Regions from separate parts of the Homo sapiens genome. Here region 2 is linked to region 1. The links are chromatin contacts, found by Hi-C in ENCODE. All regions are on one chromosome and are shown on one strand. The core of a region is the stretch at or near the end of the contact, and the rest is flanking DNA. Distances in the headings are between cores, read along the strand shown. Region 1 holds the start of ZNF514 (zinc finger protein 514). Region 2 holds the start of TSGA10 (testis specific 10).

Region 1 (4,479 bases), core at 1,323-3,822:
GCTACTTTTTGGTGAAAAGTAGGCAAAGCTAACCATCGTTCAGGCATTTGAGGAAAAATTAAGAATACAACTCACCCGAGGCCTGGCTTTCAGGAATGAATTGGTTGTTCCCTCTTCTCCTGGGAATCTCTCTGGAGGAAGAGCAGGATTCTGAGAAGGGGAAGCTGGGAAGGTAGAAGGAGACATAAGGGAAGCTGACCCAGCCAGCACACACAGCTCTCAGACTTCCCAAGCCTGAGACCCAGAACAGCTCTGAATGTCACCTCCGTTGTTCTGAGGACACCAGTGGATCAAAAGGATCTGAGAGGCAGCTTCTAGCCTTCAAACATTGAGAGAAGTGCCCCTGTACACAGCTGCATGAGGCTCCCACCTGTCCACAGCCCACATCAGTCTACAAGTGAGTGAAGTGTGACCAGTCTGGCCATACCACTGAAGTTATTTACTGGGCATACTGTATGCAGGTCATCTCCTAGGACTTTTGGAAATATAAATATGGAAAAGAACTTCAAGGAACTTTAAATCTAGCCTACAGGTTAACAATTACACAAGACCCAAGGCAAGGCCATGCAGGATTATGAGGCTTTAAGGGGAGGAAGTTACACCTCTCCCCTCATCCTTGGGAACCCAGCTCAGAGGCCACCTCTTTCTGAGAAGCTGCCCCTGGTGTTCCCAAGCTCTGTTAGGTCTCTGCAACACACTTGAGAGCTCCTTCATTATAAAGCTTTGCATCATACTGTTCATAAAAGCCTTAAAACAAACAAAAAAACTAACCCAAACCATGCCAGAGAAGTAGTTAAGGCTAACAACATGGGTGTAAGCATAGCACAGTTAGGCATTCCTCAAGCTTCATGTGTGTGTGGATCCCTGAGGATCTTGTTAAACTCTGGCTCAAGACTTGCTAAGACACTGTTTGAGGATGTGTGGGGCCCCAGAGTCTGCAATTCTAGAGAACTTCTGGGCAATGCCTCTGCTGTTCCCAGAGCCACACTGATTAACAAGGGTATAAAGGAAAAAAGAGGGGGTGGGAAGCCCACGGACTGGGCCCAGTTCTTCCACTGGCCAGTTATGTGTCCTTGAGCATGTGCACTGAAGGATGAACAGTCGGATTAAAATGCCCACCTGGTTAGAGATAGGACGTTCTAAACTTAGGACTGGCTTAAAACCTCCTGGGTCACCTGGATTGCCCTGCCCCCAACGCTATTGGGGGAAGGGGCTCAGAGGAGATACCCACCATGTACACTGCTGACCTTATACACCGCTGAGCTAGAACGACTGGAAGAACCTTATTAGTGAGGTGATTAAGGAGGTGGATGACAAGGCTCCAAATGGCCCTATCGTCCTCTGATCCCTGGCCAAGGGCCACTCCCTCTTGGGTTTGCTTGCCCTCTCCCTGCCGCAGCAGGAAGAGATCAGATCCTCTTCTGCTCTCCTCTGGCCATTGGGACAATTTTCCATGGCCATCCCCTCCACCTCCGCCACGGTCATCTAGAGACCCCTGCCAGACCCAGGAGACTGCGGCTTCAGCCTTCTGGGTCTGGAAGGTTAGATGTCGCCACACGGAAGGCAGATGAAGTACAGCCTCACCCTTCAGTGGGATTCCCCGGCCTCTTCCTGGGGTCCTCCTGATATCGGGCTCGGTACTAGCTCCCCAAGAGGGCTCCTGGCCCTCTGCACGCTCCAGAGCCAAACCTGATGCTGTGGAGTCCATAGCTGGGGCTAAGGAGCGGCGTCCTTTCACTAGGTCCAAATCTCTGTCTTTCGGCCACAGCCCTGTGGTCCTCCCGAGGGTTCAGGGAGCGGGACGCAGGCTGGGGCTGCCTGGGGGACACGGGGCATCCCCACTAGGCGCGGCGGGGCCAGCGGACCTGCAGGGCCCAGAGCAGGGCCGGCAAACCCCGGTGCGCCCAGCGCGGCGCACTGCTGCCCGGGGTCGTGCTCTTCCCTCGCCAAGTCCGGCCTCCTACCCCCGGCTCGGCTCCTCCTCAGGACCAGGCTCTGGAACCCAGCTCCCACGTGGATCCACACGCACAGTGGGCTCAGACTACCAGGAGACACGGCCACAGCCACGCCCGCGACGCGAGGGCCCAGCGCTCTTCAGCTGCCCGGAAACAGCAGGGATTCGGTGAGAGCCTCACAGGAGCAGGGACCGACTCTATCAGCCCGGTTCGCCCCGCTGTCCCTGCCTAGCTCCGGCCTGCACAGTCCCTAGCGGGGGGCACTCGGAGGGACACACCCAGCTCTGTAAGGGGCCGGGGCGCGGGCCCAGTACAGGTCTGCGCGCCCGCAGTCTCCGAACGCTCACAGGACCAGGCCCCGCCCGCCACCCCGCGCCAGCCCCCGCCCGCCACCCCGCGCCAGCCCCCGCCCGCCACCCCGCGCCAGCCCCCGCCCGCCACCCCGCGCCAGCCCCCGCGTCCGCCCCGCGCCAGCCCCCGCGTCCGCCCCGCGCCAGCCCCCGCGTCCGCCCCGCGCCAGCCCCGCCTCCCGAGGCCGTCCCGAGCTTGCGCAGACGCGGCCGCCGCCGGGGCCCTTCAGAGCCAGCGCCGGTGGCGGGGTGCTGGCGCGGCGAAGCTGGAGAGGCGGGGCTCGCGGGCGCCTGTAGGACCTCCGCTGGGAGGGGCCGTGCTCGCCGGCCACGCGCCGGTTTTCACTCCGCTCTCCCCCAAGGGCAGGGACCTACAAGCATTTCCCTTCTCGCGCGTGACTTTGGTAGCTGAGCCTCATATCTCTCTCGTTTTTTGGGGGGAGGGGGGAGACAGCCTCACTCTGTCGCCCAGGTGGGAGTGCAGGGGCGCGCTCTCGGCTCACCGCAACCTGTCTTCTGGGTACAAGTAATTCTCGTGTCTCAGCCTCCGTAGGAGCTGGGATTACAGGTTCCCGCCACCACGCCCAGCTAATTTGTTGTATTTTTAGTGGAGACGGGGTTTCACTATGTTAGCCACGCTGGTCTCGAATTCTGACCTCAGATGATCCTCCCGCCTCAGCCTCCCAAAGTGCTGTGATTACAGGTGTGAGCCACCGCCCCCAACCTGCATATCTCGATGTAAGGCTATTCAACAGAAGCCGCGTTCCTACCCTGGATCTGCTGAGTGAGGATTTCCAGGAGGCTCTCCTGGCGTGCCTAGGGGATACTGGGGACTCAGTGCTAGATACTGCTTCTACAGGCTGCCCCGTGCCTCTTGCCTTTCTCCATCTGCCCCTGAATTCAGCGAAGGGTGCTGAAGAACAAAAGAGGACTTTGAACGCCCTCCTACTCCAGAAACAAATATCATTTAGGACCCAAAAGAAATGGAAAAACGGCCTGCTATGGTCTGAATGTATGTGTCCCCCTCAAATTCATATGTTGAAACCTAACTCCCAAGGTGATAGTATTAAGAAGTGGAGCCTTTGGAAGACTCTGCCCTCATGAATGAGATTAGTGCCCTTTAAAAACAGCCCTTAGACCGGTCGTGGTGGCTCACATCTGTAATCCCAGCACTTTGGGAGGCCAAGGCGGGCGGATCACTTGAGGTCAGAAGTTTGAGACCAGCCTGGCCAACATGGTGAAACCCTGTCTCTACCAAAAATATATTTAAAAATTAGCTGGGCGTGGTGGTGCACGCCTGTAATCCTAGCTACTCAGGAGGCTGAGACAGGAGAATTGCTTGAACCCGGGAGGCAGAGGTTGTGAGCCAAGATCGTGCCACTGCACTCCAGCCTGGGCGACAGAGCAAGACTCCGTCTCAAAAAATAAATTAAATAAATAAATAAAAATAAAAACGGGCCTTAAGCCCCCTTTGCTCCTCCTGCCATGTGAGGACACAGAAGGTGCCATCTATGAGAAACGTACCCTCACCAGCCCCTGAACTGGCTGGCACGTTGATATTGCATTTCCCAGCATCCAGAACTGTGAACAACAAATTTGTGTTGTTTACAAATTCCCCAGTTTAAGACACTCTGTTATAGCAGCGCCAATGCCTAAGACACAGTCTGAGTATTAAAACGGTGGTTTTCTGGAGGCAGTCCTCAGCCAGAGAAGGGCCACTTGTGAGGACAGAGAGATTGGTTTATCAACCCTATTTAGGAGTTCAGGACAAAATAACTTACAAAATCAAGGCAAAGACAAAATAACACGAAATCAAGGCAAAGAGACCATTCTCCTTTCCTGCTTTTGCAGTCTCTGTTTCACTTTTCTGCCAGCACTTCCAGTGGCACAGATGGCCAGGATGGCGCAGCAAGCAAGCCCTTTTCCACGCAGGGGGACATTGTCTGGGAACCATGGCTGATATAGGAGCTTTTCCATCTTCGGTGCTCCGAACCAAAAAGGTGAGGGGATGGACAAATGAGAAAAGATTTTCATCTCATTGATGGCTCAACAGAACTAGAAATGGAACTACTTCAGAAGAACTTGAGGGCCACTGCCTTTCCCTGATGCCCATTCTGTAGGCCTGCTGCAGTGTCTGAAATTCCCCACTCTTACATTGTGTCCTTTGGGACAGA
Region 2 (4,479 bases), core at 1,030-3,529, 4.0 Mb after region 1:
AGCTTTTGCAGTGACATGGTTGTCTAAGTGAATGATGGTGATGGTCATAAAAGTGGAGAGAAGGGGATAGAGTCCAGGTGAAGTCTGACAGGATGTAGTCATGGTTTGGAAGCGGAAAGTGAGGAAGAAGAAAGGGCTTCTGGCAAAAAAGGCTTTAGCCTTTATGCATGCAGGATCCCTGGGGGGAAAGAGTGAGTTCAGGAGCATGGCTTTTAGACTTACCAGGTTTACAAGGCAGTTGTATCTATGGAACTAAAAAATATAAATTTTGAAGTTGTATACAGAAATGGTACTTAGAGCCATAGAATGAATGAAATTGCTTAAGGAAAATGTAGTGTGAGATAAAGATCTGAGGAACTCCAACATTTAGGGCTGACTAGATCAGGGTAGCTGGCAAAGGGGACTGCGGAGTTGGCAGTGAGGCTGGAGGAAAACCTGGCAAAAGGGACTGAGGAGTTGACAGGGTAATGTCAAAGTTGTCCACAGGAATCTCCAGGTTGAGGTAGTCAAATGAACACTTAGATGAATACTGAAAAGTCCAGTGGATCTAGCAATATGAATGTCACCCGTGACCTTAGCAAAAGCACTTTTGCTGGAATAATGGGGAAAAGCCATTTTGGAGTACGTTGAAACAATGAATGGGAAGTGAGAAAGTAGATACTGGATGTATAGCAGTTTTTCCAAGAAGCTTGGCTCAGAAGGGTAGCAGACAGGATGACAAGTGGAAAGAGAAATGAGGTCACTGGAGGATTGTTAAAGAGTACAGCATGTTTGAGTGTCACTTGAAAGGTTCCAGTGGAGAAGCTGAAGAAGTAGGTAAAGGTAAGAATAACCAAGGGACAGAAGTCCTGGAGCAGGGAGGAGGGAATGGGATTCTTTAAAACCTCTTCATCAAGAAACTAGGAAAAAAAACCAAAGTTGTACCATCTCAGATTTCAGAGAAAGGGAATTTAGAAGGAAGTAATATAAGCAAAGAGCAACAATATTCTGTGACTGTTTTTAATAATAACTAGGAAAATTCCTAGTGCAGTTAACTCTGAACAAAATTCATTCCCACCTGCATAATACAAGATAGACTTACTCAGAGTGACCTTGGTAAAAGGTGTGATAATAAAGAAAGGAGGTGTCATTATGTCTTCATTGTAGCTTTATATGAAGCCCTGGTCATTTACCGTATCAGCATCAGCAAACTGAACACTGAATGATTCTTACTCCAAGAGGCAAGTCTTAGTGGTTTCTATTTTAACTGAAGGAGAGATTAATTTCTGTGCAAGGTTGAAAAAGGTGACCACAAATTCTTTGGGCTTCTTTCATCAAGAGGTGAAGTCCATTACCCCACGCCTTAACTCTGGGCTGGCTTTGTTGTTGTTTTGGCCAATAGAATATGGCTGAGGCGCTGCTTCCAAGATTAGGCCTGAATTGAGATGCCCTAGCAGCCAGGCAGCACCTGCCAGAGCATGAATAAGGCTATCTTGGACCGCCCAGCGTAGCCAACCTGTGCTGAATGAAGCCACATGAATATGCCCAGGAGAAACTAGCAGAAGAATCACCCACCTTGCCCACGTTAGAGATATAAACCACTATTTGAGGCAGTTTGTTATGCAGCAAAACTTAGCCGAAACTATTACCTTGCTACCTTGACTGCTGGTGTAATTTCCCATCTCATGGAGTCACAGAGTTTTCTTGCCAACTGCAGTGAGTTGGCAAATGGGAATGATCAGTAGCCTCAGTGTGTTTTCTGATCCACTCCATCCTGTATTATCATCTGCGAATACCGTTTTTCCTTTAAATGCAATGTGTCTTTCAAAGCTGACTTGAATTTCTCACCTTTCGAGTTACCTGCCATTTGGACTCACTTATTTGGAGGAGATATGTAAAGACCCAGCGTAATACCTGTATGCTCAATAAAAAGTATTTGCTGGTACTCCTTCCTGCCCGTCGTGTGACCTGACTGCTCTGGGCTTCTGGGGGCTCCCCCTAAACTCGCTCCACGAAATGACCCCTCCAACCTGGCACGCCCGCTCTCCTACCTTCGCCCAGGGCTGGCCGTTATCTCTGTGCTGTCACGCGGGGAAGTCCCATCTGAACTGGGGCCTTATGACCTTCGGTACTTTTATTCGAACGTAGCCTGCGTCCCTGCCTGGAACCTGGTTCCCGCCCTGAAGGACCCTTACTTAGCACTCCTGCGGGCTGCCGGGACCCCACGGCTCCGCAGGCGGAGAGACTAGGCGCGATCCCTGCGCGCCCCTCCTTCTCTTGCGCTTCAGGGGGCCGGCCCTCAGGGGGCGGGGCAGCATCGCGCGCAAGGCCTGCCGGTTGCTCGGGGTCGTATGACGCACTTTTCCAGCTCGAGCCCTCACGAGGCCGTGGGTACGACCGGAAGCCGCAGGTGGGTGAAGCGGAAACGCTTCAAACCGGGATGTTGCGGGCCGTAGCGCGTGGGCGGCCGTGGGGTCTTGGGCGCGCGCGGTGTTTCTGGCGGTGGGTCAGGACTTGCGGGTCGCCTCCGCCGGTGTTGAAGCCTCTTGTGTGCACACTTTCTCCTCAGCACTTGGGACGACCTAATTTCACTGTTAGGAACGGTTGATCCCGAACACAGGAGGGAGGGTAAATATCGTAAAACATGTTGGACGCTAGCTGTGTGCACGCCCCCTGGGAGCCAAAAGGGCGAAGTAAAACATGCACACGACCGTAATGAGATTCTGAGTAAGTTGTATATCATTAGAGAGGGGACAAAATAATAGGGTCTTGGCGAGGTCTTATGAAGAAGCTGCGCCTGCCTAGAAAGATAGATGGGATTGTGCTGTTTTCGCTTTCAGTTCAGTGATGGGGAGCCGTGTTTGGCAGTGCAGAGGTAGCGAAGTGTCCCAAGAACATGGAAGGTAAGGAAGTCTTCCGAGGAAAAACTTCAAAAAATTAGTCATTAAAGGGTGAGAGTAGAAAGATTCAAAGTGATTTTGAAGGAACAAAATTTAACCAGAACTTCAAAGGCTTGACACTATCCCAACGACTGTGAAATATCCTGAAATACCGTGCATTACTCAGTCGGGGTCTGATCCGCTACTGGAGCATAGAATAAAAAAAGAGGGGCACACCTGTGCCAGATGAATCCACGCCTTCTCTAGGGGAGAGAGGGTATCCCGGCTTAAGAGCAGGGGCTCTCCTGAGTTAAGGAAGTGTCTTCCCCAGAGCCCATTCCGTCAGACGTTCATATCATGTAACTCAGTCCTTTTCTGATTATGTATTCACCAAGCAAACTTAAGAGTTGGCTTGTCACCAGACCTACAGTGAATAATTGCACAGGCTCATCTGAATATCTGATAGATGGTCTATAGTTCTCTTTGTAAATCAATAAGCTGGCAGTCAGGGATTTTTGGACATCCCTTTGTTTTCACTTTTTCTCACTCTGTGTGATTTTTTCTTATCTTTCGGGGTTCAACTGAAATGTCACATCCTCACTGAGGTCTGTTTATTGGTTTACGTGTTCAGGTGCTTAGAACAGCTTCTTGCATCTTTTCTCACATGATGCCTTTTTAATGAGGCTTAGCCTAACAACCCTATTTAAAATTGCAATGTAAGTTTTCTCACATACACAGTTACAATCCTCCCTTTATCAGCTCTACATTTTTTTTTAATAGACTGAATCTCGCTCTGTTGCCCAGCCCATCTCGGCCCACTGAAACCTCCACCTCCCGGGTTCAAGCGATTCTCCTGCCTCAGCCTCCCGAGTAGCTGAGATTACAGGCGCCTGCCACCACGCCCAGGTAATTTTTGTATTTTTGGTAGAGACGGGGTTTCACCATGTTGGCCAGGCTGGTCTCAAACTCCTGACCTCAGGTGATCTGTCCACCTTGGCCTCCCAAAGTGCTGGGATTACAGGTGTGAACCACCTCGCCCGGCCATCTACTTTTTTTAATAGCCCTCCTTATCACCTTTATTCATTTGACTCACTGATGATTCCCAAGTGCTAAGAACAATGTCTGTCATGTAATTGATGAAAACTTTGTTGAATTAATACCTTTGTTGTGTTTTATTCACACTGTATATACAATACCTGGATGAAGAGAGATATTTTTAGCACTATTAAAATACATGCATTGGCTCAATACATGAATTGGATCAATTCTGGAACCCTAACAAGATCACATTTTTGACCAAAGTCAATATCTTGGACTATAGTTAATTTATCAAGGTAAATGCCACTTTGATGTGTCTTGGTTAGGAATCTTTGTTCACTTGAGGGAATACATGGTATATGATAGGAACAGTAAGCACAGAATAGAGATGGGAAAGGGAGAACCCTGTCATAACAGTTAACATTTCATATTTGCCAAACATGAATGGCTTATGCATATTAACACATTTAATTCTCTCAACCATTTTATGACGTCTGAGGCCACTGAAGCAGCTAGAGGTTAAACCACTTCCCTAAAGTCATTAGTAAGTGGCAGAGCCAGGATTAAAAATTTAAGTCCTTAA

Evidence for each region. A loop is a pair of places that touch in the nucleus more often than their neighbours do. Pooled maps may share reads with other maps.
Region 2: a loop to region 1 is called in a pooled map, with 6 times the contacts of the local background. The contact joins the promoter of TSGA10 here to the promoter of ZNF514 in region 1. A Hi-C loop is called at or near these places in 5 of 50 pooled maps.

What each region holds. Positions count from the first base shown.
Region 1 is chr2:95,157,276-95,161,754 of GRCh38, forward strand. ZNF514 (zinc finger protein 514) reads right to left here and starts at 2,573. Exons shown (of 5, transcript NM_032788.3): 1 at 1,965-2,573; 2 at 76-164. RefSeq lists a silencer at 2,400-2,649.
Region 2 is chr2:99,152,663-99,157,141 of GRCh38, forward strand. TSGA10 (testis specific 10) reads right to left here and starts at 2,280. Exons shown (of 21, transcript NM_025244.4): 1 at 2,031-2,280. It overlaps LIPT1 (lipoyltransferase 1), which reads left to right and starts at 2,305. Exons shown (of 2, transcript NM_145199.3): 1 at 2,305-2,389. RefSeq lists enhancers at 1,912-2,533, 1,923-2,122, 2,183-2,412, 2,443-2,642, 2,723-2,802 and 1 more.